Regions from separate parts of the Mus musculus genome. Here region 2 is linked to region 1. The links are chromatin loops, found by intact Hi-C in ENCODE. Cell type or tissue: left cerebral cortex. All regions are shown on one strand. Links, peaks and the distances in the headings refer to the core of each region. The heading gives the core; the rest is flanking DNA.

What was found. A loop is a pair of places that touch in the nucleus more often than their neighbours do. Peaks named below come from ENCODE experiments on the same cell type or tissue, not always from the same donor. Only the 100,000 strongest peaks of a DNase experiment are listed, where the experiment ranks them.
Region 2: a loop joins it to region 1, with 2.2 times the contacts of the local background. A loop is called at or near these places in 6 of 42 quality-filtered maps.

The regions. Positions count from the first base shown.
Region 1 is chr17:31,677,836-31,692,445 of GRCm38, reverse strand. Cryaa (crystallin, alpha A) reads right to left here and starts at 14,515. Exons shown (of 3, transcript NM_001278570.1): 1 at 14,257-14,515; 2 at 12,765-12,887; 3 at 10,716-11,460. The coding sequence starts at 14,445. The coding sequence ends at 11,251. In left cerebral cortex, for the core only: a CTCF peak has its summit at 6,774 (motif pointing left); DNase peaks (open chromatin) are centred at 6,007, 6,197 and 6,765; H3K27ac peaks cover 370 bases.
Region 2 is chr17:31,828,867-31,843,476 of GRCm38, reverse strand. It overlaps Gm41564 (a long non-coding RNA gene), which reads right to left and starts at 8,690. Exons shown (of 3, transcript XR_876739.3): 1 at 8,422-8,690; 2 at 7,564-7,694; 3 at 1-7,298. In left cerebral cortex, for the core only: no CTCF peak of the experiment used is centred there; a DNase peak (open chromatin) is centred at 6,500.

The DNA.
Region 1 (14,610 bases), core at 5,830-8,329:
TCTGAAGTGAAATGCGCACTGTGCTTCTGCCAAGCTTCCTCCCACACCTAAGGTCTTCCTACTGCCAGTGACCTTGTGATCTGCTCAAGGTCACCACCTTTAAGGACATGACCCCAGGTCCATGCTTGCTGATGGGGAGGGGGGGATCCTGGAGACATGATGACTTCAGGAAAAAGAGCAGCTTCTCCTGGACAGTAACCACCCAGGGTAGTCGGTTCCGGCCCTGGGCACCATCATTCTAAGCCCTTCCTGTGGCCCTCAATGTCCTCATCTGCAAAATGGAGCAAAAGTGCCCATTCCCAGTCAGAGTTCCATTCTCAGCAGGCATCAGAGCCGCCCATCGACACCGTGCATCCTCTTGCAGTTTGGGGAGCCTTCCTGACTTCGGAGGCTAGTGTCACTAATACCAGCTGGCTTCAAGGGCCACTGTGGCAGGTCACTGAGAAGACCTGCCGTGAGTGAGATCACCTTGGGTACCCTTTGTAAAAACCAGCCAGCAAACTCCTGTCACTGGCCCCAATTTTGCCAAATTATCACACACCTGATTCCTGAGCCACACAGGAGGTTGGAGATCTAGTTCTCCCCCATGAAGGTTTTGGGGAGGACATGTCCTAAATCGGGCCCTCTAAGAATAAGGAGCAAACCTACCAGCCTCCAGGCTACAGTCAAATGGAGGCGGGGAGACCCCCATCTGCAGCCTCAGTGAGCCTAATGATCATCTAGAGCCAAAAGCTGCCAAGCCAGGGGTGGAGGTTGTGGGGGACAAAATTATGACAGGAAGGAACATGAGGCTAGGCACGATGCTCTTCTGTGAAGTCACTGGATGAGACCTCATGTACTAGCCCGCTCACTCCTTATTTGTTTGTTTATCCTACAGTGTTTGTGGAATCACTATTCGGTGTCAGGCTGTTGGAGGGTGGCAGAAAATTAGGCAGATCTAGTCCTTAATTCTAGCTCTGCCTGGAAAGCGTGATGCTCTCCTAGGAAAAGGAGGGCAGGCAAAAATGCCTCTGCATAAAACCCTAAGAACCTCAGAGCGTTGTAGGCAACCTTACTGGAAGGAGAACCACTCCACATGGGGGGGTGGGTCTTCCAGCAAAGGGAGAGAAGAGGAAAGGGATCCCCGCCTTTACAGAGGCCTGAATAGGGGGGCTGGAAGAGCACGTGGCCAGCTGGGGACAGAGAAGACAGGGAACCCAGTTTCATTAGCCCTGGAGATCCACGCATGGTCTGGTGGAGCCATGGAGGTGCTGAGCATGGAAGAGCTGTTCCTACTCAGTCTTAGAGAGCTGGGACTACGCCTTTTTATTATGGGCTACTGGGAGCCTCGGATGGGGGATCTTGCAGATGGCAGGGTGGCTGTGTTCAGCCCTGTGTTCCACTGGTGAAGGCACAGAACCTGCATGGCAGGGCAGAAAGTCCCCAGTGTGGTAACATATCAGAGGTCAACTGTGGGCTTCCAGAGCGGGCCTATCGCTGTCTCAGAGATCACAAGCAGGCTCCCCAAGTCAGGGCAGTCCCATGCCACAGATGTGAAAACTGAGACCAAAGGCCTGGGCCACCAACTTGTGCCTTAACCCTATAAGGACAACACAGGCTCCTGCATCCCTACAGAGACCAGCTGCCACTTCATCCTCACCTCAGTTCCCTCCTGCTGCAGGCCCCTCCTTTCTTCCCTGCCACAGCCCCTAAAGACAGAGTCACAAACTGGGAGTCTGGGTCATCAAGGAACTTCTGGCCAAGAGGCCCGTTGCCACCCATAAGCTACAAACCCTGTGACAAAAGACCACAGTGACAGCCACCCAGACAGGATGAAAGCCCGAATGCCTCCACCCTAGACCTAAGAGTCAGCCAGCAGCCACCTCAAAATGGAGGCAGCCTGTGTGGTTTGTCTATGCTCAGTCCAGGGAGGGGCACTATTAGAAGGTGTGGTCCTGTTGGAGTGGGTGTGGCTTGGTTGGAGTGGATGTGTCACTGTAGGTGTGGGCTTTAAGACCCTCATTCTAGCTGCCTGGAAGCCAGTCTTCTGCTAGCACGGCCTTCAGATGAAGATGTAGAACTCTCAGCTCCTCCTGCACCATGTCTGCCTGCACGCTGCCATGCTCCTGCCTGGATGATAATGGACTGAACCTCTGAACCTGTAAGCCAGCCCCAATTAAATGTTGTTTTTATAAGAGTTACCTTGGGCATGGTGTCTGTTCACAACAGTAAAACACTAACTAAGACACTGCCCCTAGGTGATATGTGTTACCACAGTAACATAGAGAGTCCCAGGAGCTGTCTACAGCAGTCTTTGGCCACCCTCAGCACTTGTGAAGACAATCCCACAGTTCAGGAGACCAAGGTGACTCTCACAGAAAGGGCAAGCCCAGAGCAAGCCGACCCAGCCATGGGGCATGGTGTAAGTTCTTCAGTAGCCTTCAGCCCTTCCTTGGAGCTGAGCCTGCAGTGCCTTCTTGGTGTCCAGTGTCCCACAGTCTGACCTGGATGGTTTTGTTCAACTTGACACAATCTAGACTCATCTGGGAAGAAGGAATCTGCTAAGAAAGTATTTCCATCAGATTGCCTGGTGGCAAGACTGTAGGGTGTTACTTAGTTACTGATTTGTAAGAGGACCCAGCCCATTGTGGGAGCAACCACTCTGGGCTGGTGTGCTGGATTGTGCAAGAAAGCAGGCTGAGCAAACCACAGGGAACAAGCCAGCAGGTAGCATTCCTCCGTGGTCTCTGGTTCAGTTTCTGCCTTCAAGTTGTGGCATTGATGTTCCTTCATTGAGGGCTGCAACTGGACCAGCTTCTCTTCCAATTCTAGAATAAACCCTCTCCATGGCATTTATCACAGCAATAGAAACCTAACCAGGGGGGTTGGTTGGAAGATGGTTAAGACCACTGACTGCTCTTCTGGAGGTCCTGAGTTCAATTCCCAGCAACCACATGGTGGCTCACAACCATCTGTAACAGGATCTGATGCTCTCTTCTGGTGCAACAGTGTACTCACAGATATAAAATAAATAAATCTTAAAAACGAAAGAAAGAAAGAAAGAAAGAAAGAAAGAAAGAAAGAAAGAAAGAAAGAAAGAAAGAAGGAAAAAGAAACCTAGCCAGGACGTTCCCCCAAATATGGCTTTGCCCAGTCTGGTTTAAGTGGTATGACAGAGCTGTGTGGCTGTGGTGGCTGTATGTCATTTGTGCTCATTCCTCCCTAGGACCGTGACTGCTGCCCTACTCGGAAGACAAGGCTCTGAGCAGGCTGGTGCTATAGCAGCCTGGGCCAGCTTCTCTCCCAATGTTGCTTCCGTGCCCGATCTTCCTCCCTCTTCACAGAACAACAGGGAATCGGGGGATGTTTCTTCCATTCATTGCCACCTGCAAAACTCCAAAGACGCCCATCCTTACCCTGCATGAAAAGGTGGGAGCCTGCGTTCCTGCTCCACCTTTTTTGGTCAAGCCAAGCCTCCAGCCTCAGGTATCCTTGACTCCCAAGATCCTTTGGGGTCTAATTCCAAGGCTCCTCACTTGACTCAGTTTCCTGCTGCCTACCAAGAGGCCCACATGGAAAAGGCTGAGGTTTGGAAAGAGTCAGATAGCACAGGCTAGCCTCCAGTTCTCTATGTAGTTGAGGATCTTCCTAATTTTCTCCCAATAGATTACAGGCGTGTGCCTGTAGCCTGAGCTCATGAGATGCTGAGGATAAAACCCAGAGCCTCCAGCATTCTAAGCAAGCACTCTATCAACTGAGTCTTATCCTTAGCCCTGGTGCCAATCAATGTAAGCCCCTCCCACTTTTCCTTACCTTTAGGGCCACCACATATCTTCCTGTCAAGATGTACCCAGAAACTATGCATGCTACAGAGGTTCCCTCCAATCCAGCCCTTCAGTCCTGCCTCCCTTCCTGGAGATCAGGGCCAGCCAAAGACACTCTTGGCCTTATGGCAGGAATGTGGAAGAGTGACAGAGGCCCTGAGTAATATTTGAGGTCATGTTTTCTTCCTGGAAAGACGGGAGGCCTGATCCCTGACAACAGAGTCCCTGTCCCCTGGGAAGCTCTCTTACATTCTTGGGTTCCTGGAACAAGTGTCAGGGTCAGAAGGTGGCAGTAGCCTAGGCTAGGTCAGAAGTTGCCTTGAGCCTGTTAATAGGTGACTCATGGGATAGATGCTAAACCGGGGTCATCTGTGGGTGTGCACTGTGAATCGCCATAGAAACATCTAGAACAGAAACACGGGCTTTCGTCCATCAGAGCACAGCTCAGCCCTTGGGAATCAGGAGTGGGTGGCCCTTTGCTGACGGCCTCAAACAGACGTGTCCACGGTCAGCTCGGCAAAGGATACTGAGGGCGGGAAACAGGCTGGGCTTCTTTTCGTGGTTTGTTGATTTTTAAGGGCATCACGGGCCATTTGTTTCAATTTACTGAACAAATCTTGAAATTTTCTCAAAAGAAGAAAGGGACTGGGGACAGAGAGTGGTTAAGAGCACTCACTGCTCTTCCAGAGGTCCCGGGTTTGATTTCCAGCACTCACACAGAGGCTTGCAAACAGTAACTCCAGTTCCAGAGGACCCAACACCGTCTTCCAGCGTCTTCCCAGACCCTGGCACATGTGTGGTGCAGGCAAAACCACTCGAAGAATAATACAATGATAGTAAGTTTTTAAAAGAGTAAGTGAACTTAGCCTTGACTTCATGGGTCACTGTGTGTGCTCCTGGTTCAGCCGGCTAGAGGCTGGACTCAGGCTTGTGGCTCTCCATCCTATACTTTTATAGGTTTCTTCATCATTAAAGTGTGTTGATATCTGTCCTCAGATATCAGGGGCTTCCTGGAGAGGGCAGGCACAACAGTGTATGTGAAACAAAGACAAACTTGGGGACATCAGGGACTTGTGGGTGGTCTCCTATTCTCAGAAAGATATGACTTACTTCTAACGTCCAGACTCAAATGTGTAACCTTATATGGGGTGTTCACGGAAATGACTGAGTTAAAGATAGAACCATGAGGCTGGAGAGATTGGCTCAGCACTTAAGAGCACTGACTGCTCTTCTGGAGGTCCTAAGTTCAATTCCCAGCAACCACATGGTGGCTCACAACCATCTGAAATGGAATCCAATGCCCTCTTCTGGTGTGTCTGAAGATGATAACAGTGTACTCATTAAATAAATAAATAAATAAATAAATCTTAAAAAAAAAACCAATAAAAAAAGACGGAGTCATGATATCCTGAGTCAGTTGATCTCGAGAAGAACTGGGAGCAGGGGCTTATGGGAAGAACCATTGTGACAGAGATAGAAGTTCAAGGGTGCTGGGCAGTGGTGGCGCACACCTTTAACCCCAGCACTTGGGAGGCAGAGGCAGGTAGATTTCTGAGTTCAAGGCCAGCCTGATCTACACAGTGAATTCCAGGACAGCCAGGGCTACACAGAGAAACTCTTGTCTCAAAAGACAAAACAAAAAAACAAAAGAAGAAGAAGAAGGTGTGTTTGTGGTATATATATATATATATATATGTGTGTGTGTGTGTGTGTGTGTGTGTGTGTGTGTATGTGTGTGTGTATGTATTTGTGGTATGTTTGTGGTATGTATGTGGCATGTGTTTGTGTATATGTGTATGTACATGTGTGTAGTGTGAGTTTGTGATTTGTGTATGGTATGTTTGTGGTATATATATTGTGTGTAGGTGTTTGTGTGTGGTGTGTTTTGTGGTATATGTGTGTGTGGTGTGTTTACGGCATATGTGTGCGCAGGCTGTTTGTGGTATGTGTGGGTGTCTGTGTGTGTGCGCACACATGAGGTATATATGGTGTGTGTTCATAGTGTGTGTGTTTGCACATGTGTGTCCATGTGTGCATTCATGCATGCCTGTGACACGACACCTGCGTACCTGCATGTTTTCCTTTCTGTCGTGTTCTCATGACAGCCTGCAAGCACAGGCTTGTGCTCTGCCTGCCTCTCGGTTAACTCAGTCCTCAGCCAGGAATCTTGGAAGAAATCCCATGTCCTTGGGGCTCCCAGCCTCTAAGCTAACAACAGCAGCCCCCATCCCCCTGCCGTGGGAGGGAGGAACAGAGGCTAAAGGACCTCCTAACAGCTGCAGCCTGGGGCTCCCCTCTCAAACTTCCTGAAGTGAGAGATGGAGAGGGCAGGAGATAGAGGTTAGAGGTGGGGAGTTCTACCCTGCAGAGAAGGCTGGTATCCTGGGTAGCCTCCAACTCTTCCTTCATGCCTTTCCTTCTAAGCTGAGACTGTCAGCAAGCCGAGCCAGGAAGACAGAACCTATGATCTCAACACATGTGTTAGCTGAGGCTGCCTGGTAGCCCCTTCTCTCCCAGCCTCCCAGCCCCCACATGGGTCTCTGCAGCGTGGCCGGAAGGAGGCAGTTCTGGCTGTCTCTTTCTCAGGAAGAAGCCCTAGCCCCTGGGGTCCAGCCGGCTCACAGCTCGTGTCAGTGTGCGCTGGAACCGCAGCAGAGAAAGCAGGCCAGCACGATGCTGGCCTTGTTAGGCGACCTCCCCTTCAAATGATTGTTCCATTATGTTCCAGATTCTTCATTATGAAGGAACTGGCCCTTTGTGTGTCCCCTGCTTAGGCGCTCTGCTGGCCCAAACTCCTGGGGCCAGTGGCATCTCCTGCAATTCCTTGTCACACAGGCAACGGCCCCCAGAACCAGGCCCCTGATGTTTATTGCGGCTGCTCCCTGTCTCCTAGTGAAGGTGACCCTTAAGGCTGGTGTTCTTGAGTCGGTGCCTGGCAAGGTCTCCTCTTTGAGGCAATGCCTCTTCTGCCACCTGGTGGTCAGACTGTGTCACACCATGTTAAACTAACGCGGGACTCTCCTGCAGAGAGACTGATAAATCAGCCTGCTGCCACAAAGAAAATCCCCCACAGAACAGGAGCAGCATCTACCGCCTTCCTCAGAGACCCCGTTCTGCTGATTTCCTGTGACTCTATAATAACCTTCTACCTGGAGATCCAAAGTGCTGGCTTTAAGGCAGTGATCCTCAACATTCCTAACGCCACACCCCCTTCATACAGTTCCTTAAGTTGTGGTGACCGCCCCCAACCATAAAATTATTTTGGTTGCTACCTCATAACTGTAATTTTGTTACTGTTATGAATTGTAATGTAGATATCTCATATGCAGGCCATCTGATATGTGACCCCTGTGAAAGGGTTTTTCAACCCCCAAAGGGGTCACCACCCATATATTGAGAACCAATGATTTAAAGGAAGAGGTGGGTTTCACCCAACTTTCACCAGCAGGCAACACAAGGCAAGTGACTCCATTTCTAAGCCAGGATTTTTCTCACCAAGCCACAGGCTTCTGGGTAGGTTGCATGAAGCCTGCCAGTTGCCAGTGCGGCCAGCGTTCTGGGCCAGTGATGACATTATCATGCAGGTGATCATCCCAGTTAGCGTTACTTATCAGCTTAGCAGAATCTGAGATTATTGGAGGCAGGGAAAGGGGGGGGGGGCAGAAGGGAAGATTCTCAGTTGAGTCTTTATCAGATTGTCCTGTGGACATGTCTGTGGGAGATGGTCTTAGTTGTTTAATTGATGTATCATGGACCAGCCCACTATGGACAACACAATTCCTCAGGCAGGTAGTCCTGGGCTGTATAAGAAAGCTAACTGGGGCTGGAAAGACAGCTCAGTGGTTAAGAGCACTGACTGCTTTTCCAGAGGTCCTGAGTTCAATTCCCAGCAACCACATGGTGGCTCACAACCATCTGTAATGGGAGCCGGTGTCCTCTTCTGGTGTGTCTGAAGACATCAACAGTGTATGCATATGCATAAAATAAATAATGTTTTTTTTTTCTAAAAAAAAAAAATAGAAAGAAAGATAGTTAAACGTGAGCGTTGGAGCAAGTCAGCAAACATCATCCGCCATGGTTTCTGCATCAAGTCCCTGCGGGATTTCCTACCCTGACCCTCCTCAGTGAAGGATGAAGCCTGGAAGTGTAAATCAAATAAACCCTTCCTCCCCGTAAGTTGCTTTTAGTGAGAGAGTTTTACTATAGCGACAGAGAGAGAACTAGAACGGTGAGGGTGGCAGCGGCGATGATGTCATGATGCTCTTAGTGACAGTGGTGATGGCAATGACGTCATCAGGTTGTTAGGTCTCGAACCTGGGACAAATGGCTAACTGGGGTGCCTATTCATGTATCAAATTGGACGCTGTCCTCCAGCCTCTCCTTCAGCATCACCAGTACCTGTTAGGGCATCATCCTAGCTGGCATGCCCTGCCCTGTACACCAGGCTCTCCAGCCTGACGGTTGAGGAGTTCTTTCCACAGCCTGTGGGACCAGCAAAGACAAAAGCCCCCAAGTCTGGACAACCTCTGACAGCTAATCAGATCCCCAAGAGGGCAGCTTGTCCTAGACACGGCTATACCCAGTGTGTTAGAGCTGGGTCATCATAGCCTCCTACTGGGACAGCATCTAACAGACCTCACCAGGACCCCAAAAGAGGTCAGGGTCACCTGTCACAACTCCTAATACATAGGACCTGTGAAAGAAGCCCGGGTGGATCTTGAGATTTCCAGGCCTTGCCATTTGCTGTCCCAGGGCCTCAGTGTGTCCCTGGCTAAGTCTGGGTTCTGCCTAGACAAACATGACAGTACTGATTGTTAGCATTTTGTCTAAGCTCCACCCCACAGTTACCTGGCAACATCCAGGTATGCCTGACTCACTATAAAAGGAGCTGCTTGCCCCCCCCCCTCTTTTGCTCTTGCCTTCTTGCTCCCACTGTCTCCCCATTCCCCTCCCCCCTTTCTCCTCATGCTCATGGCCAGCCTCTATTCCTCCTCCTCCTCCTCCTCCTCCTCCTCCTCCTCCTCCTCCTCCTCCTCTTCTTCTTCTTCTTCTTCTTCTTCTTCTCCTTCTCCTTCTCCTTCTCCTTCTCCTTCTCCTTCTCCTTCTCCTTCTCCTTCTCCTTCTCCTTCTCCTTCTCCTTCTCCTCCTTCTCCTCCTCCTCCTCCTCCTTCTTCTCTCTCTCTCTGCCTTCCTCTGCCTCTACTACCCTCTTGACTCTCCTCCCCATGCCCTTAATAAACTCTGTTCTGTACTATACAGAATAGCACTGTACAGAAGAGTGACTGGTCCCTCAGGGAGAAGGGATGCCTCAGCAGGGCCCACGGAGGCACCTCCTTCCCCCACACCTGACTGCATACCCACCAAACATATCCCCTCTCTCTTTCTCTTTTTATAAACACATCACTGACCCCCAGAGCTGCTTTAGGATGACCTTCTCTGGGCCTGCACAGGGTCTTGTGCACCTTGGTCCCCTAGTAGCTGTGGTGACATGAAGTCACCTGGAATCCTGGGTAGGGAGAGCAGCTGGGGAGATATAGGCTACAGGCAGCCCCGGAAGGAGTGGGCAACCAGGCCCCAGGACTAGTTTTGCCTGTTGTAGGAAGAGGAGACTCTTGGGGATCACCCCTCCCCCAAGATCCCAGAGCGTCTTAGACGGGGAAAGCCGCCCCAGCTATGGCCTTTAGGGCTCCCAAGTTTAAGAGGCATGGAGGGTGAGAGAATGGTATGGGGAAGAAATGGAGGAAGGGAGGAAGGGAGGGAGGGAGAGAGGGAAGGAGGGACGGAGGGAGGGAAGGGAAAGGGGAAGCCCTGTTCTCTTTTTGTAGTGACACAGTCAGGTTGGATCAGGGATCACTTGATCCCAGTCACTCTGTAAAGATCCTGCCCCCAAAGACAGCTCCATGCTGAGGACCAGATCAGATAACCTTGGACGCTCATGTTACAGCCCACCTAACCACACATTTGTGAAGGACATAAGGCTTGGACATCCAGGAACAGCTCAGCCTCCTGCCTGAAGCCGTACCACTCTAAGGTATATGCCACCAGGTTGTCAAACTGCAGGCTGGCCCAGGATAAAGATTTCCCAATACCAACCCCAAAACATGAGAGTCATTTCTGCCATGGGGGGGGGGGGACGACTCTGCATTGTATGCAAGTGGAACAGCCTGTGGGTGTCCTATGGTGAGGTATGGAGTGGGCATGGCTGGGGTTGGAGGTGTCTCTCCTAGAGTAAAGCCATTTTATACAGATTCAACAGGTAGGAGTGGTATGTGCTGTGGTGCATGTGTGTACAGCAGGCAGAGTGGCATCTGATGGGTTCTGTATGTGTGATATGGACACACTGCATGTGTGCTGCCCAGTGTATGTGGTACATTGTACATTTGGGCTGAGTGGCATGTGTGTATACAGACATGTGTGTGTGACATGTGGTATGTTCCGTGGTGTGTGTCACGCATGTGATGGGCCATATGTGCGTTGTGTCTCCTGGGTGCTGAGCCATCTGCAGAGCCTGGCTGTACCAGCTGGGCCTGTGTGGTCAGTCATTCTGTCACTCCTAAGAACCTGCTGCCTCACCCCAAGTAGAAGACTAGAATTCTCCAGACAAGTCCATCACTACCACCACCACCACTACCACCACCACCTCCACCACCTCCAGGATCTGAATAGGCTACTGTAGACATGTAGACATGAACTTCAATCAAGGTACCATGCCTACCCTGATGGGGAAGGAGAGAGGGAGGAGGGTACCTCCCGCATCCGTTAGGACATAGCACTGCTAGCTATAAAGGGGATCATGGGCTTAGGAGGCAGGATGAGATGCCAGAAACCCTCTTGGGGGACAGGCAGGAAATGCCTCCTGCACCCTCCCAGACACCCTATCCCCGCCCCAAAGGAAGACAGCATGACATCAGACTGAAATTGCTTCTGTCACCTGCTCTTTATTGTCTGCCAGGGGCTCCATTCTCATGGATGACCAGGGTCCTCAGGAGCAATACTACAGAGTAGAGAAAGTCACAGGAAGAGGATATGAGAGAAGCTGGCTGTCGGAGCCCAGCACACGTGGCTGCAGTAAGTATGGGCAAAAAGGAGGAGGCTGCCATCAGGGGCTCTAGCACAGGGCTCTTGGAGTTGGTGAGCCACCATTCACTCTGCCCTCTGGAGCAGTGCTCAGATGCCACTTTCCAGGAAGACAGAAAATCTCAAGAGTTCAATACCATCATTCCCTCCGACCAGCTGGTGTTGAGCCTGGGTCACCCTGAACCCGCGGCAATCTCAGGCCAAGAGCCCAAGCTCTCTAAGCCACTCTCTCAGACCCTCAGCCCTCTGAGAAAGTGGGAAGGAAACAGAGAAAGAAAGGAAGGCAGGAAGGCAGGAAGGCAGACTCTTTGCTGTGGTCCCTGGGCTGGATGGACCAGGGGCCTCAGGGGACAACCAAGGTGAGGCCAGCTCAGGACGAGGGTGCAGAGCTGGGTTTCTCCTCCCGTGACACAGGAATGGCCCTCTCGCTGTGGCCAGCATCCAAACCGGACTGGACCTTGGGGCCAGAGAAGGTCAGCATGCCATCCGCAGACAGGGAGCAGGAGAGGGCGGACTGGTCCACATTGGAAGGCAGACGGTAGCGACGGTGAAATTCACGGGAAATGTAGCCATGGTCATCCTGAGGGCCACCAGGGAGAGGCATGGTCAGAGGTGATGGGCAGCAGTGGCCACCATCCCACACTGGACCATACAAGGTGGCCAGGGTGCAGATGATCTCACCGGGCTGGGCTCTAGGACCAGTGTACCATTCTTAGCTACCTTCTCCATGAGAGCTACAAAGTTGCAGGCTCCTTAAACCCTGGGCTTAGCCTGGGCTGAGGGGTCGGGACCTCTAGGAAGTTCCAACCACAGAGGGTAGGTCTGCTCAGGGCTCAGGGTATGGAACTGGCTTTTGTAGACTCTATCCTATCTCTGGTTCTGCATACCACCCAGCTTCCTCATCCCTTGGATCCTCAGGGGCTGTCCAGGACCTGACTGTCAGCAGCCCCACCCAACAGAAAGCTTCAGTCACGCAGAAAACTCACTTCCTCTAGAATTCTGGGCCCCTGGACTCAGCTCCCTGGGTCCAACTTCCTCCCTCTTAAGGGACAAAGGTCAAGGGGTAGAAGGTGTATCCCCCAGTCTGGCCTAGGTCAAGGAAACCTTGTCCTGGCTTCAGCCACATAAAGAGTGTGGTTCATGCAACACCCCTCCAAACATTGATGGAAAAGTCCAGCCAAGAGAGACTCATACTGGGACTGAGCACCTCGCTCCTGGTCCCCTCTCTGCTATCTGCTGTGTGCATGGCACACCTAGCCAACCTCACTGAGCCTCCTGCATACCCCCAGCTGTCAGGAGACACTACTTCCAGCCAGATCCAGTGCCTGGGGGGGGGGGAGGGGGGTCCCTCAATCCAAAGACCTGAGGGTTGGTTCTTCACATGATCAGGAGCCATGGAGTAGGGTGGGTGACCGCTGGAGAGAAACGCCTGCCCCTCCTGACCAGGGACCTCCTAAACGCCCCAGGACTGCCACCCACTAACAGAAATACCACAGGGGCTGCTCAACATCTGGTGCATGTAAAGTCAGCTCTTCTGTTGCCTCCCCAGCCAGGTTGCTTGTGAAAAACATGGCTTGCCAGAGTTGGGGGGGGGGGCAAAATCTGCAGCTCTTTGTTTTCCTGTGATCATTTCTAATCCCCTGTCACCCAGAAGATCCAGGGGGACAGCTAGAGTTGTACTTCATACAAGGATCCTCATCCCACTTAATCCTGCTGCCTGGCCCTGCTAGGGCTGAGGACTGTGACCTACATGGTCCTGGGAGGGGCCAGCACAGCACAGGAGGATGTGGCCCCTCCCAGACAGAACAGCCTCCCATGCTCTCTCTGGGGGAGGGAGGTGTGGAGCACAGGACCCACACAGATGGGGATGCTGCCCAAACTCACCTGCCTCTCGTTGTGTTTGCCGTGAATCTCCACAAAATCCTCCAGTACCTTCACGGTGAGGTCCTCAGGAGAGAAGTGCTTCACGTCCAAGAAGATGACAAACTTGTCCCGGTCAGATCGGACCTGAAACCCAAACCCACGTTTGGAGCTCCCCAAAGGACCACCAGCTCCAGAGACAAAGGATGGGGGAACAGCTGTATGGTCCCTGATGGGCTGGATCACATAGGACAAGGAAGAGCTCAGCCATCAGAACCAACCGTCACTCCTCTGCTTCCTCAAGCCAAGAAAGCTGGTGTGTCCTGGGGCTGGGACTGTCACCTGGCCCCACAGGTAAGATCCACATTGACCTCCAGACCCAAGGACTGGGCAGTGCCGATTCATTGCTGGGTATACTGGGTCAGACAACTGATTATAGATTAAGCTAACTGGTTATAGATTAGAGGGTTGGGTAGAGTAGAATGGTTGAATGGTCAGTGAGTGCCTTGGCTGATTAGAGTCCAGGTTATGGCTTATGACTTAGCATAAGCTGCCTGGTCGTCAGCAAAATGCTAGTTACAGGTTGGCCGGTTGCTTGATTATGGTCTAGTGACCGGTTATGGTTTGGATGGCTCTTAACAGATTAAGCAGCTGGTTGATTAAAGGTAGCTGGTTGGTTATGGTTGATTATGGGTGGCGGGTTCATTAAGGATCATTTGCCTGGCTAATTGGGAACTGGCTAGCTGGTGGGACTAAAGTCTGTGGTGTATCCATAGCTCCAGGAGCCTACCTCACCTGTCCATATTACCAACAGTTCCACAGTACTACTAGCTGCTAACACAAAGCCTTTCCCACCCCTCTCTTCCTGCCCTGGCTAGAGCCTGCATTTGGGCAATTTGCTTCCTAGAGTTGCAGCTGGATCCGCTCTGGGAGCCTTCTTTTGAAGCAAAGGGAGGCAGCTCTTCTAGAACTGTGGCTCACTTGGGTAGGGAGGGATGTGGCCTTTCTTCAGTCATCAGGGAAGCTAGAAAGGAGCCCCATCTGCAGCTTTGCCAGCTACAGAAGGTTCTGCCCTGCTGTAAGAAAGCCCGTCCTCTCTGGGCTTCAGGACATCCCAACCCCCACACCAAGAACAGAAAGTCCAGGGAGTGGCCGGTCAAGCACGCTTGCCTTCGCCATGTAACTTGCCTTGACGGGGTTGTTCTTGGGGTTTCCAGCATGTGGTTGGTGCATTACAAACCACATATGGGTCATGAGCTGATGGGAGGAAAAGACAGCAGTCGGGCTCGGGCTGGTTGGTCTCCTCCTCCGACCCCAATCCCGGTGATGTGGGTGGCTTCAGCATAGGCATGTGGGTGCACACCCAACCTCTGCCGGGTACGAGGCTGGGAGAGGCTGGGACATTGCTTGAGGAGAGCACAGGGTCATAGTGCCCCTCGAGGATCCCTAGCTGTCCTCTAGACAAGACCAAGACCCCTCTGAGCAGCTAGGAGGAACCAGTGTGGTTGCATCTTACCTCAGAGATGCCCGAGTCCAGCACAGTGCGGAAGAGGGACTGGCGGTAGTAGGGGCTGATGGTGGAAGACAGGAAGGGCAGCAGGTCGTACTCAAAAAGGCCCTCGCCGAAGAACTGGTCGAACAGTCGGCTGGGGTAGAAGGGCCCCAGGGCACGCTTGAACCAAGGATGCTGAATGGTGACGTCCATCTTCTATTTGGTGATGCAGGGACCGAAGGCTGGCAGTGAGTCAGACAGGAGCCTCTGGGCAGTGCGGTGGTGAGCTAGCGTTCCAGCCCTCCCTATATATGCCTGCACAGAATGGAGGAATTAAGGGATTTCCCAAAATGTCTATGCTCAGCTCGGGGGAGAGGC
Region 2 (14,610 bases), core at 5,004-7,503, 150 kb before region 1:
GGCTGAGCACAGCGGGCTGGAAACAAGGCTATGCCACTTCAGGTCTGTGAGAACCCAGGGCTCTGGAATATGTGAGGAACACTGTTCCCAGGGGCCAGCCCAGCTCCTCGGGGGGAGGGGGAAAGTATGGGGGTGCCTCCTTGGATCCCAGGGAGCCTTGGTGGCCCATGCTGTGTTTAAAATGCCTACCACATCTAGGCTAAACCAAGCATCATGAGGAAAACCAACCCAGGCTACACCTCCAAGGAAGCTGGGCAGGCTAGCCCCCAGCCATGCTGTCCATGTGGTTGGGAGGGGTGACAGGGCCACATTGGCAGAGACTCTGGGACAGTAGGCTCGATTCAGGCATTCAGTGTGACCGAGGCATATCCAGTGCCCTTGTGCTGGGGGAACCTGCTTGCTTCCTGGAAAACTGACCAACTCCAGGTTGAGTCTGGTCTCTGGGCCTTCCTGTGCATTTAGTTTTCACATACGTTCTTGCTAAGTAGTAGACTGACAGATGTCTCAGCTCCCACCTAGGTGTTCCTCTCCTGATGAACGATTCTGTGGTGCCCAAGACAGACCGGATATGGTCCCTTGGGTGTAGCTCCTTAGGAAGTTGGTGTCAGCTGTACAGTTGTTTCTTCTAGGACTTGGTGTGTGCCAGGGGGTTGAGGATGGAGATGATAAAATGTCCCTTGGATCTCGGGTTGGAAATCGGAGCCTCTGGAAACTTGTAGAAACTTGGTGGCACACACACACACACACACACACACCACTTCTATCCTGGACTAATTGATCTCCTCTCAACCTTTTCCAATCACTCTGAGCAAGAGCAGTTATTGTTGCTACGAATTATTGAAGCCTGTCAAGTCCCTTGCCTGTGGAGAGGTCCCTTCCCAGCCCTGCCCAGAGAATCACTGCCAACATTTTTTTGCTCTGCAAACTCCCAGAGAGTTTCACAAGATGTTTACATCAGGGACGTGTTCGTTCCTGTCCTGCAACTAGAGAGGCTTTGACACACCCCTCACCACACAGCTGCACTTGTGAGAGATGGGGTGTCTTGGGCTTCTTTAGATCTCTCCCCCCTGATCCTTCCTTCTGGCCAGGGTCCAGGCATACCCTGGAGCCGTGACCTCTGTGGAGCAAGAGACTGTTTATGTCCTTGCTAATAGAAGATAGAGCCATGCCCATCGGGCTCAGCACGTAGTGTCTCCATGGCTAAGAATGTGGTCTTTGCAGTCACTGTCACATGCCTGCCTGTGTGTCCTGTGGCGCTGGACGGATGTCCTGGACAAGCTGAGTCTCAGTGTTCTTGTTTGCAGCGTGGTGTACTCAGCCACAGAGTCGTCGCATCTTAACGCCGTGTGGGTTCTGACTAGTTTATGACACACAGAGACGAGCCGGCATACAGTCTGCCTGGATGCAGTGAGTACTAAGCAAACAAGGAGGTGGAATCCCTCAGCATCCATCAGCGAGGGCAGGACAGGATACCCCTCCTCCCACCTCAAGAAGGAGAGTTGTCACCTGGCCACCGAACTCCAGGCCTACCTACTTGTCCTAATCCTCACACAGAGGGTGCCAACGACGACTGAAGGCAGAAGGCTTTACCCAGCAGCCCTAGATGCTCCTTAGCCAGAGCCAACTAGGTGTTCTTATTGCTTTTATTGACTGTCTGAGCAAAATCACAGGTAGGAAACTGGCAATCTCTAGGAGTGGGACCCTCTTCTTCCCCTGTATCCCAGCATGCACCAGGATGTGAGGGCGGGGCCTGCAGAGCAGGAACTGAATCTGCCTGAGGAAGAACTGAGTCCTGGGGGCAGAAGAAAACCAAAACAGACCTACTAGTTTTGCCTCTAGAATGAAGAGGGTTGGGAGGGGCGGCGTGGTGGGGGATGGTAGAACAAACCCTGGTGAGGGGTTGGGCAAGTACTGCCTTGAGAAAATAGGACCTTGGTGTTGCAGTGTAGGCCCTGAAGAACATCTGGTGATGGTTGTTTTTGCCTGGGAAACTGGGCTTAGCTTGTGGCTAGGCAGTAGCAGTAGCAGGAGGCATTTTCAATTCTCATGCAGAGAACTGCTCCCTTGCCTCTCCATCCACTTTCCTTGTTGGTAATTTGCCTATTCAAATGTGATTTCTCTAAAATACTGAGAGGTCTTTAAAGTACTCAGAAGACCCTCAGGCCAGTCCCAGCAGCTCTGGTTACCTTTGCTGTCTCCCTCGAACTGCTCCAGGGTGGGAGCCATGTTTCCCAGTAGGTCCCAAGAGTTCTCTTTGCAATTGGAGGGAAAGGTGTAGCTTTCTTTCTTTCTTTCTTTCTTTTTTTTTTTTGAGACAGGATCTTGTTAAAGCCACACAGGACTTTAATTGCTCACGTAGTCAAGGATGACCCCTAACTTCTGTGTCCCAAATGCTGGGGTGACAGGTACACTTGGCTGGGGACCGAACCAAGGCTTTATCTTTGCAAGGTGAACAACTGAGCTACGTCTCTAGGCCCCCAAAAGTGCATTTTGAAAAACTTCCAGCTAGCAAGAAGTTGGATAAAAAGCAAAAACTTCCCCACACAGCTTGCAGAAGGAAAGATAAAGAAAGAGGAAACCACAAAGCTCCCCCCAGAAAAGAGGTGAGATTGAGGCCACCCTACACTGCAGTCCCAAGCCCTCGTCCTGACTCCATGTTCAAAGAGTTTGGACCACAGATGGCCCAATGCATGCTGGATGTGGAACGTTCCTATTGGGCAATGAGACCTGTTGTCCCCCACCCCTAGTGCTAGAGGACCTACTTCCTGTCACTGTGGGCTGGTTGGCATTTTAAGTTTTCTACAGAGCCACAACAGTGTGGCTTTCTGGGCTTGGCTTTGTTCCTTGGCGTCATCGGGTGGAGAGTCACCATATGCTCCACGGGTGACTAGCTCACTCCTTTAATAGCCAAGTGGCATCCTTGGAGTACATACATCACACCCTATTTACCCAGCCACCTGGCAATTGGCATGTGGTTGGTTTCCAGCTCGAGGCTATTAGAAACAATGTTGCAGTGTTTGTGTGTCTGGGTTGGGGATAGTTTTGTTTTTCTTGGGTGATAGAGGTCAAAGGGTTGACAGCTGCCAACCATTCAAGAAGCTGCCACACTGTCTCCAACTCAGTCCTTCCCTGTAGGGGTTACAGCTCCTTTTCAGATTTATTTAAATTTACTTGCTACTTTTCTTCCATGTGATGCTAAGGTTTGAACCAACCCAACCCCAGGCGCGCCAAACCAATCCCTTCTCTGCCTCTGGGCCACACCCCTCGCTCCTTGCCTGCATTTCATTGGCTTACCTGAGCCCTTATTATTGAGTTACTGGAGTTCTTTATATATTTACTCATCATGTCACGTGTCTTTGTTATGTGGGTTGTGTATACAAACGCATTTATAGGATGAGAGAGAAAACAATCTTTCAATGTGTAGCTTGCCTTTCATTTGTAAAGAGTTGAAGTTTTTAGTAAATGCAGATTGACAAGTTCAAATCCATCGTTTTTGTCATATGGCTAATGATATTTGTATTTTGTCTAAGAAGTCCATCTACTCTAATGTGTATCATTATAATGTGTATCATTATCATTATTACATTTCTAGGTTCTTTGTATCTTTGTATACATTTTAGGGACATCTTGCCAGTATGTGACTTGAATTTAAATGCTTGAATGAGTGGTTGCCTTCCTCTCTTCCTCTTTTTCTTTCTTTTATGTTTGGTGGAATTTGTCACCAGAGGCATTTCTTGGTAGGAGGCTTTAAACTTGAAATTCAATTTAAGAAATACATCTAGAGCTATTCAGAGTTTCAATTTCATTTCTGAGTAAGCTGTAGGAATTTGGGGACAGAGGCCGTGAGTTTCACCAGCTTTTATCGTATTTTTTAGAGTGATACTCCTATAAGATTTGTTTCCATGACCACCCCAAGGATAATAGTGAAGAATATTTTAAACCCACCAGAAGATACCATCAAAAGGCATGGAGTTAAACTCAGCATGCTCTGCCCTTCTAGACCCCAGCTGGGCACAAAGGCTGGCCATTTGTCCATGTGGTTTCTGGATCCTCCAGCTGTAGGTGGAGTGTACACTCACATACACTCACGTGCACACATGCACATCAGGCAGAGCTGCAGAACTCCAGTCTGCTACCCCTGCCAGCCAGGAGGCCATAGTAGCAGGTACCCAGCTGCCCAACAACAGGCCATCATAGGCCCAGTAGAATAAGGTATAGGGAGAGCCCGGAAAACTCAAGCCGTGTTCTGTATCACAAGCTTGCCCTATGACACACACGGCCTGGCTCGTGCCAAGAACGTCAGCTCCTACTGGACAACGGCAGGGCCAGGGGTGGCTTGGGGTCTGGACTTGGCATCTCAGCCCTCAGCGACTAAACTTCTTCAAAGCCCTGGCCACGTTTGAGAGACCTCAGACACCCGGGGCTCCTAGGAACTCTGCCCACTTTCACCCATGCCCAGAGCTGCAGGCAGACCCTGCTGAGCATCGAGCAATACTCCTAAGCCATCTCATGGGCAAGCTCCGCTTAAGCATGGGTGTAATTATTTTTCCTGAAATAGCACGACAGCCCTGCCACCTGAGTCAGACGGAGATCACTGCTTCTCACGGGGACGGCTTGCTATTGGCTGCTCTGGAGTTACACTCTCCACAGCTCTCCAGGCCCTGCTGGATGGCCCAGGACCTGAGGCCCAACATGGCATCAAAGGAGATGCTGCCCTGCTAGAAATCACAAGATGGCAGAGGAGGGCTCGGATAAAATCGGCAATGGCAGCTGGAACTGTCCTTTGTAAGAATTCTAAGATCAAATCCTGTCAGGGAGAGGGGCTCCTCCCAGTAGTGCCATCCCATAATAATAAGAAGGACTCCTGGGCCTCAGTGAAGTCAGGCTGACCACTACTGCAGGTTAGTCATGACCAGTAGCCAGAATGGAACGAAGGGTGACCCAGTGTGAGGACACAGCCCCAGGCAACTGCTTCTGCTTTGAGCCAAGTTGTTACCCCAAAGCTCGTCATTCCGCTTGGTTTCTCATGTGTGTGAGCTGCACATATGGAGGTCCCCCTTTGTTCCCTTAAGTTCCTGGTCCCTGTGGTGTCATCAGTTCTAACCCCACAGAACTTGGGGCCTCCCTTCTGCTCCAAGGGGCTCCCAGTTAGCTCTTTCTGTCAGCACTTCACCCACTGCTTCCTGACCTCAGAGGCCAGGTTCTAACTTCTGAAGCTGGGAACTCAGATTCTGTCCCCTAAGCCAAGGACACCGTGATCTGTATCATTAACACCACCGTCTCTGGTCCCTGCCACCTTCAACCTTGAAGTTCTCATTGCTGATCCCTCCTTTACCAGTCAGAAATAGGCAAAGGGTGGGGAGCCTCTTTCTGAGACAGGGCCCAGGTTATTTTTGTTCCCTGCCCCTTCTCTAGGAGTAAATGTCCCTAGACACCATGGGTCTGAGGGGCTGGAGCCCTGGGGTTGGAGATAGTGGGGTACATCCACACCCTCATGAATTATCAAGCCCTCTGTCCTAATAACCCCTATGATCTCCATGTGGAGATGGGGAAACTGAGGCCTCAGAGCTTAGCAAGGAATTGCAAAAATGATACTTCTAGAGACTGAGCTGCCATCTGGCTCCTGCAGGCCAAAGGGGTTGGCCACCCTCTCCCTTAGTAGAAAAGCAGGCCCTGTGGCTTCGGGCTTCCCTGATTCTACCTGAGCCTCCTGGTTGTCCTAACGGAGAAAGAAGCTGAGACAGAAGCCCTTGAAAGAGTTCACGGCAGGCAGAGAGCACTTGTGGGTCTCAAGGCTCTGTGACAGGCTGAGATAGTGACCCTGGGCACGTCAGACTCCTGATTTTCCTGACCTTTCAACTTAAGGAGCCTCCCTAGCTCCAAGCCCTGCCCGGGACCACTAAGCTTACTCTATCCGATGTCTTTGAAAGAGGGTGACTGTGTAAACAGATTCGTAGAGAGAAGCCTGGTGAAGGTAGAGGCGAAATAGCAATGATTCTGATACCAGTCAAGGACCACCGTGGGCTGCCAGAAAATGAATGAGGAGGCAGAACAGACCCTTCCCTAGAGCCATGGAAGGAGCTCAGCCCAGCCGTCTGCAGGCTTGGTCTTCCGACATGACTTGTAGAACTCGACAAGAACAAATCTTTGTGATGGCTAGCTGCTGTGTTTGTGGTGACTTGATTCGGAATACAAAGACCCAAATCCTGGAGTTCCTGATTAGCATGGAGACACCAGGACTCCCTTGGTGTGGAATTCCAGCAGCCAGCTGGCCCTGACCCTGGTCTGGGAACCCAAGTGTGGGGACCATAGTATGCCCTCTCGGGGTTTCAGTCACTCAGTGAAGGCAGACTTCCGGGTCATTTGGGAAGAGGAAAGACTTTCCCGGTGGAGAGACTTCGTCCTCCTTGCCCACACTCCTGTGTTTTTGCTTGGAGACAGACTTCTGCTGCCAAAAGAGACATCTTTAAACAAACACACCCTCCTTGTTGGAATAGACAAAGGCAGATGGAGCAAAACAGAGCAGCTGCCGCCCACCTCCCTTGCTGGGCCCTGCTGCTTCTCCCAGTGGGGACAGAGAGCTCCTGTCCCGCAGCCAGAGAAATAACCACTCTATTCTTAAGTTCTCAAGGCTGAACTTAGAAAAGGAGGGATTTGCTTCAGCCCCCAGCTCCTCTCTAGGCCTTCCCGTGCCCTCTGCAGCCTGGAGGTCCCCATGGTGTCTGTCTCTCCTTGTGCATGACCCAGCGTCACCCAGGAAGTAGTTCCCTCTGAGAAGTGTCCCCAGCTTTGCTGGGACCTCTACTTAGGAGCTACAAGGACAGAATGAAAACCTGAAACCTTGACCCTGGGTCAGAGGACAAACAGGTTAGCACAGGCTAGGATAGGTAGTCCTGGGGTAAGTCTTGGATATGGTGGAAGGCAAGTCTCTGGATTCTCAAAGAGAGTTAGGATGGTGTGGTGGAGAGCCAAGGCAGAGCACACTCCATCCAGTCACAGGAGCAGGCAGCTACACTCAGGGCCAGTGAGTCAGGCCAGCTGCTGAGTTCAAGGCAGGGTGTCCCAGGGGATCATCAAAACGCTAGCCATTGTATGCAGAGCCATTGCTGAATGCTGACAGTGAGTTTGTAGCCACAATGTAAGGGGCCAGTGGCGGGAGCAGAAAGGCATGGGGCTCACTTGCACCAGGCTGGATACTAAGCCTGGATCTCAGAACCTCTTCTCATCTCCCTTCAGCTAGAGGCCAGGTTCCATTAACATGCGCCTTGGTCTTGCTAGACAGATTCCGCGGAGTGATCCTGAGAATGCCAAAGGGACAGCTGAGGAGGCTGTGAGGAGATACCCACTTGGCCATCCTACCTTCTGGGCCTACACAGGAGTGAAGCTAGCTTGTCTGTCCTCACTCCCACCCCTGCACTCTGCCCAGCTCTCTGGGCATGCCATTCGAAGGAAATTCTTTTGCAGTCTTCTCCACAGCGCTGAGTCTTAGCTGGCCTCATCTTTTCTCCAGAGTGTCCCAGCACTAAGGGCCTGGCTGGGTGAGGAAGTGAGGCTGTGGCTTACCTCCATAGTCCCTGCTGAGGGCTGGCCACAATGAAACTGCTTCACATCCTTCCTGCCTGTGGTCAGGGGCCACCTCTCCTGAACCACTACAGCACCTGCTGTGCCTCTGAGCAGAGGGTACTGGCGCCCCACTAGGGAAAGGGAAATGGAAGCAGAAGAGAGAAGTCATTTGCCACAAACTGGGGTCGAGTCCGTGGCAGAGGGACATAGGGCACAATGGTGGCGGATGTGTTCTTAAGCTGTGGCTGTGTTCCCAAAGCCTGTCCGCCCTTGAGCAGAACTTAGGGTTCTGAGAACACTTGTTGGGCACTCTCTGGCTGCTTCTCCATCTACTTCCCTGTTGTCTCAGCCTGGTCTCTCCGGCCCTTGTGATATGAGAATCCACCCTCCTGAGACTCTGCCTTGTGAAACTAGAAGGCAAATCAACAGCAATCTGTGGGTGGCCAACAGTGTACACAAACCAGGCAAGATGGGGGATACCTAAACCCAGAGTGGTGACAGGGTTATATCCAGGTGATCTGGCCCAGCAGTCGCGTGCTGAATGCGCAGTAGCTGGGAGTCCTGAGAGTCATGGGGGTCCTCAGGAAAGCCCATGCCTTGCTGCAGAGCTCAGAGCTACCCCACAGCCAGGACCAACCTAGCTGTCAGCAAGCAGCTCTGGACCCCACCCACCCAAGCGAGGACCTTCAATGGTGGTCTCCATTCAGCAGACCCTGCAGTATTCTCGGAAGAGCAGAGACTGGCCTTGGGTAGTGCTGGCTGGAAGCACCTGCCTGTGCTGTGCCCACCACCACCAGTGCCATGCTGGTCCTATCAGCCCCTTCTCTCTGGAGACTCATGGGACTGGGAGAGAATTACCTGGAGCAGCCTGGGAACTCAGTCACCAGTGGGGAGCTTAGAGACATGGGTGTTTACACACACTTATACATACTCAAGTGCACACGTAAAACTTGGAGACATAGCCCGAGCGGTCAGCTGTCTTTCCTCTTGTTCTGGCTTGCTCACAACAGGGTGGAAAGGCACATGTTTTTGTCCCTGTACTGTGGAGGAAGCTGAAGTGCAGGCACAGAGGAGTGACTCAGAGCAGATCATCCAGGCTGCCAGGCAAGGCTGGCCATGTGACCTCAGGTCAGGTGCCTGGGAGCTGGGAAGGGCCAGCTTTGGGGGGTGGGGGTGGGGGTGGGGTGAACAAAGGAAGAAGGTTTCTTTCTTCTGGTGGTTAGCATGAACCTGGAGTAGAGATGACCTGGAGGACTGACCACAGGGAGAGGGGACCACAGCAGGAGGTGACCATAGGAAGTGGGGTGGTTAGAAGATGTTTGTAGCTGATTGTCTCCCAGAGCAGGTGACCACAGGGGATAATCTTGGAGTAAGAAACAGACCTCACAGAGTGATGTGGCCGCAGGGAACAAACGATGCTGTCCCACAGGGCCGGGTGGGGAAGTTTCTTGTGTTCTACCTGCATAAAGGCCTGTGTGCCAAGCAGCTGAGGCAAATACTTCTGTGGGCATCACATGCTGCCTCTCCCAACCTGCAAATGTTTGAGGTCACATGAGTATTATGGTCTGGAACCTTAGAACTTCCAGTTCCTCTGCTCCTGGCCTTCCACCATGTCTGGTGGTTTATACACCTGTGGTCGACGTGCCACCTCCACACACATACTTATACACCTGTGGTCGACGTGCCACCTCCACACACATACATCCCAAGAAACAGAAGAACCCAGGTTACAACTCATAGCTGCCCAGTTGCTGAAGACTAAGAGCTTTGCGGAAGGATATTAGCAAGGCTCAACTGCTCTGTGGGAAGCTGGCTGGGGCTGGTGTGGACCGAGAAGGTGGGGGAGCACCACTCAGTTTCAGAGACCAGCGTGGACTTTCTGTTCTCCTTCTGTGGTACCCTGCATGTCCAGGCAAGAGGCACTTTGAATTAAAGCTGGCTCCTGCTGCCTCCGTGTCCTCAAGCTCTGTCACAAAGCCTGCTTGTGAGAGGCCCCTGTGGGGAGCCGGTCGGCAGAGGCTCTGGGGAGGGCAGCTTCCTGCTCAGCCAGGGGCCGGGAGGAGCTTGCTGGCAAGTCTTAGCTTCTGGGTCTGTCCAAGTTTGGTTCAGACATGTCCATTCTCTAAAGTACACAAGGACAGATCTCTCAGCCTTCTTTCCTGCCCCCACCCCATTCCCCATCCCCACCCCCACCCGCCAAGGCAGGATTGGTCTGTGAGCCAGAGGGAGAGAGATGGGAAAGGAGACACCTGACGGACAGGGCACATACTATTAGTGACAAGGCCAGGCTAAGTCTGAAGGAAGCTGTGCTGTTCCCTTCCCTCGGCTCTCCTTAGGCTGTGAGGTGAGCTTTTCGGCTGTGGCTTTGGTCTGAGGGTATCAATAGGCCTGGTGGACAATATATGTCCACCTGTAATATATGGACCATATCCATGTACTGAAAGTCAGCTAGTGTCCATGCCTAACTCCCAGGACAGCTTGGTGCCACAGGAAAGGTCTCTGTAATGTCCTGGGCCCCCCAGCTGGGCCTCCCCACACCCCTGGGTGTAAACCAGCCCTTGGAAGCTGTTCCTTGTTTGGTGTCCCTGTCCAGTGCTTGGTCACTGCTCCCTGAGAGAGTTCTTGTTTAGAAACTGAGCCTGTGGCCTGGAGACATGGTAAGCACAAGGACACTCAGGCGGTCTTCTCCAGACCTCTCTCTGCTCTTTGCCTGGTGGTCTGAATGGAGGTGGATCCAGTTTTGCAGCAGAACAGACCATTACCAAAAGGTGGGCTTCCCACCCTAGGGTCTTGCCAGTCTTCACCCATATTTTGGTCAAGCGTCATGGCCTGGCCTGGGTAGATGACTCGCCCGGTAAAGTGCTTGCTGTGCACACGGAGTTGAGTTTGAGCTCCAGCACATATGCTTTGAAAAGCAGGATATCTCCGCATGAAGCTGTAATCCCAGCTCTAGGGAGGCAGAGGCAGGACCCCTGGGGCTTGTTGGCCTGCTGGTCTAACCAAAACAGCATGCTCCAGGTTCCAGTCCAGACCTTGTCTCTAAAAATAACGTGGAGAGCAATTCAGCCAGACACCCGATGCCAACATCTGGCCTCCAAACTACCCATCCACCCCGTTCACATAAGCTAGAGTGGGCAAAGTCCACTTTCGGACAGCAAGTTTGAAGTGGCCCTGGACACCGGGAGCCACGGTCACCTCAGCCAGCCTGGGCAGAATCTTGAGATCACAATTTGGACTCCTGGATCCCGCTGTGCCTGAAGCTCTGCTCCTGGAGACGCTGTTAAGCCAGTCACTCCTCTTTTGACTTTGCTTTGCTATCTCTGATGCCACGGCACAGGAACCAGGGCAGGCAGACTGTGCAGGCCAAATGGAAATGTCTTTCCCAGCATGCACCACGATGTGCAAAGCATGCCACTGTCCCAGGGTGAGCAGAGAAGACAAATGGATTTGGTTCCTGATGAGCGGTGGGTTTCTTCGTCCAGGGTCCTACAGGTTCCACACAAGCTGCTGAGTCAGGCTGCTGTCCAAATGTTCAATGATAAAAATGGCTGCCACGTGCCAAATCTGACTCACTGCTAACCCCGGGTGGGCCATGCCCACAGGTCTTCGGCTCCCTCTGTCTCTCTAGAGTGCCCTTTGTACCCCTTCTCTTTCTTTTTCACCATTTATCCTTAAAGCACAGACAGATGCCGCAGTTTGACCTTTACACAGCACAGATGAGGACGAAAAGCCAGCCACGCTGGGGACAGCAAGGGACAACTGGATTTGGGGGGAGGGTAGCTGTGGTCGACCAGATGTCTGTCCCCTCTTTTAAACTACTCTTGGGGTGGATTTCCCTAGCATCTGGACACTGTGTGTGTCCACGCACGTGCATGCTGCTATGCGCGCACATTTGTAGGCATGGATGCTTGTACCTGTGGAGGTCAGAGACCAACCTTGGACTATATTGCCCCTCTTGGTTTTTGAGACAGGTTTGGCCTGGAATTAGGCTAGACCAGCAAGCAGGGAGCTTCAGGGGTCCTCCTGTGTTGGCCACCTCAGAACTGGATTACAAGCACACACCAGCATATTTAAACATGCACACACATGCATGCACATATACACACCCTACTCCACAGGCTCTGGGGAATCAAACTAAGGTCCTAGTATTTGCATGGTAAGCACTTCACCAACGGAGACATCTCCCTAGCCCACATCTGGTTTTAATTTTCCAGATTGTGACCAGGTCCAGTTTTAACTTCTTATCCATTGGCTCCTCTGAGAGATTGCTTGGAATCCCTCCAGACATGGTATGGGAACAGAAACAGGATTGCTTTTGTCTTTACCTCACACCATCTTCTGGGCCAGCCCCTTCAGGCTCCCCACATCTGTAGACTCTGCCACTTTCTTGCCCTCACGGAGGCTGGGGCAACTGTGGGCCTCACTGAGAAGTCCTTCAGGGGAAGCTGGCTTGCTGGGACTCTTATGATGATAGGGAGCTGTGTATGTGTTGGGGCTGGCCCTAGCTTGGCATCTGTGACCTTTTGACTTCCTGGGCTTTGGTAAGATTCAGTGGCCCCAGGGCTCATCACCTATGTTAGTCACAACCATCAGGCCCTCGAGGAACACAGAGCCAGCGGGCTATGTATTTTCTTTGTCATAAGAAATGGTTGCTTATGATTACAGAGATGGGGAATTCCCAGAATCAGCCACCTGGGGACTTAGGAGAGGCCATGGGTGGCTCCAGCCCAAGTCTGAAGAGAAACAAGAAGATGCGCCAGTTTGAAGGACTCCCAGGCAGAGGGTGAGGTCCACACCGCCCCTCCCAGCCCCCACCCTGACAGCCAGCCTGGATCTACCCAGGTTCCCAGCAGACTGAAGGAGCCCTTCCTACTGGGAAGTGTGTACCTCTCTCAGCCACCAATTCCCTGCTCACCTGGCTCATACCACCACCCAAAAGCACCCCTTCCTGGCTCAGGCAAATTAACACACACGTTCTAGGACTCCAGCATCCATGGGACCGCTGCTTTGTGTGGTGGTGGCTGGGTGATAACCACCACAAGGTCACACATGACTGATTTCCGCCTTGCTCCGTCTTGGATCCCTTTGCAGAGGGAAAGTTACTCTGTCCTATGAGGAGACCCGATTAAGCCTGTAGAGATGCCTTGCACCATGTGGCAAAGGCTGAGCCACCACTGTCAACCACCGTATGCTGAAGCCTCCAGACAACAGCCGCAAGGCAAGCGACACCTCATAGAAGTGTATTCCCAAACCAATCACATGCAGCTCTGCCTAACTTCTCAGCTACAAGCTCAGGCTAGCCCCTGAGCTGTCAGGCCTACTGAGATGCTGGCTTCCAAACCCAGAGCAATGAAGCCAACTGGCTTGGAAGAATTCCCTCCCCTTCCTCTCTTCCTCCTCCTTCCCCTCCCCCTCTCTTTCTGCCAGTGTATGGCGGAAAGGCAGTACTATTTGCTAAATATCTACCTGTCTTTCTCCACACTCCCTAAATTCCCTTGTGGTCACATTGAGATCACATGATCATCTACAGCTAATGGCTTCTAAACAGAAGTAATATGTGTGCCTTCTTGCCAAACTATTCCTGGGCTGTAGGCCATAGTGCAATCTCCTCCTACTGTGGGTCTCTGGAAAGTATGTCTGTGGGGTGGTATCACAAATGGAGGACCAGAATCCCTAAGTCCCTGGTGCAGGAAAGACTGACCTGTCTGTCCACAGGGCCCTTTGGAATGTGTTGTACCAGCACGGAGTGGTAAGCTTGGAGGTTTTGGTTACTGAATGGTTACCAGACGATCCTGACTAATCCACAGCAGATTACAGTGGTCACCAAAGCCTGCTGGTGCACGATGTCCATAAGCGATGATGCTTCATCAGGAAAGCAGGCTCACATGGACCAGAGAGAATCTTCCTTAACAAGCCCTCTCAAAGCTCTGGGAAGATGGCTGGCTGGGTCAGCGAGCTGTTCCATCCCTGCATTGTGATGAGGTGTGGGGTGTGGTGGGGTGTATGCATGAGGCAGGAGCCTGGGGGTAAGGCAGGAGCAGGACCCTGGCCCCTGACGTGCCTCATGCACTCAGGAGGGAAGACATAGCCCAGCTTTTATAACAGGAGCACAGGGTGCTCTCCAGCACGTGACCCTGTTCTAAGTGGTCCTTGTAGACCCAGAATTCTAGGCCAAGCCCCTATTGGAGACGTTCTTGCGGGTTGGTCTGATGTGAGCTCCCTATGTGCCTGGGATCATTGGCCTTTTACCTTGACCTCTGTCTATGTTGTGTGGCCCATGAGGCTGTAGAGACAAGCCAGGTACTCTCTGGCTTCCTTGGTACCAACAGGAAACCCAAATATCCTAGGACAGGAGAGGTAAAATTGAGATATGATGACTAATTTACTGAGTCTTTTAGGCCAGACTGTAGTCCCCGGTTATTAGTCAGATGTTGTTTGGGACTGTTTGGTTCTCCCCTGCTGTCAGTCAACACCAGGTAAAGGGGGTGAGCCGCCAGTGGCTGGCTGGGCATGTGTGGCTCAGTCACTAGAGTCCCTAAGAGCAATCCCCAGGAAGGAATTTTGACTATTAGACTTCTGTCTTAGGCTCACCAGGTTGCCCTTAAACACCAGGTTGTCCTTAAAATCAATAGATCTTATCTCCTATGGTTCAGATGTGCCTACTGTCCCTAGGTATCAAAGACAGTGGCATCCTCACACCCAAGCAGCCAAGGAAGGAGGATGCAAGCAGGTTACTGTGGCCAGGCATGCAGGCTGCAATGTTGATGCTGTGCGAAGTGACCTTCAAAGTATGTGGGCGGCACATGTGGGTTATGAGCACACACCACCATTTTGCACGTATGACTTGAGCATCCGGCTGGTTGAGCCAAAGTATATAAACCCACTCACAGATAGGGAGGACCTCTAAAGCCTTGTGGTACCTTTCTACGGAGGTCCTGGCATTTAGTCTGCACTCCAAGGGCTTACCAGGGTCCTTTCAGTTGAAGCCATAGCTGCTGTCAGAGGTCTCCTGCTCTTGGTCTCTGAGGCTCACGGGTCATTACTTAC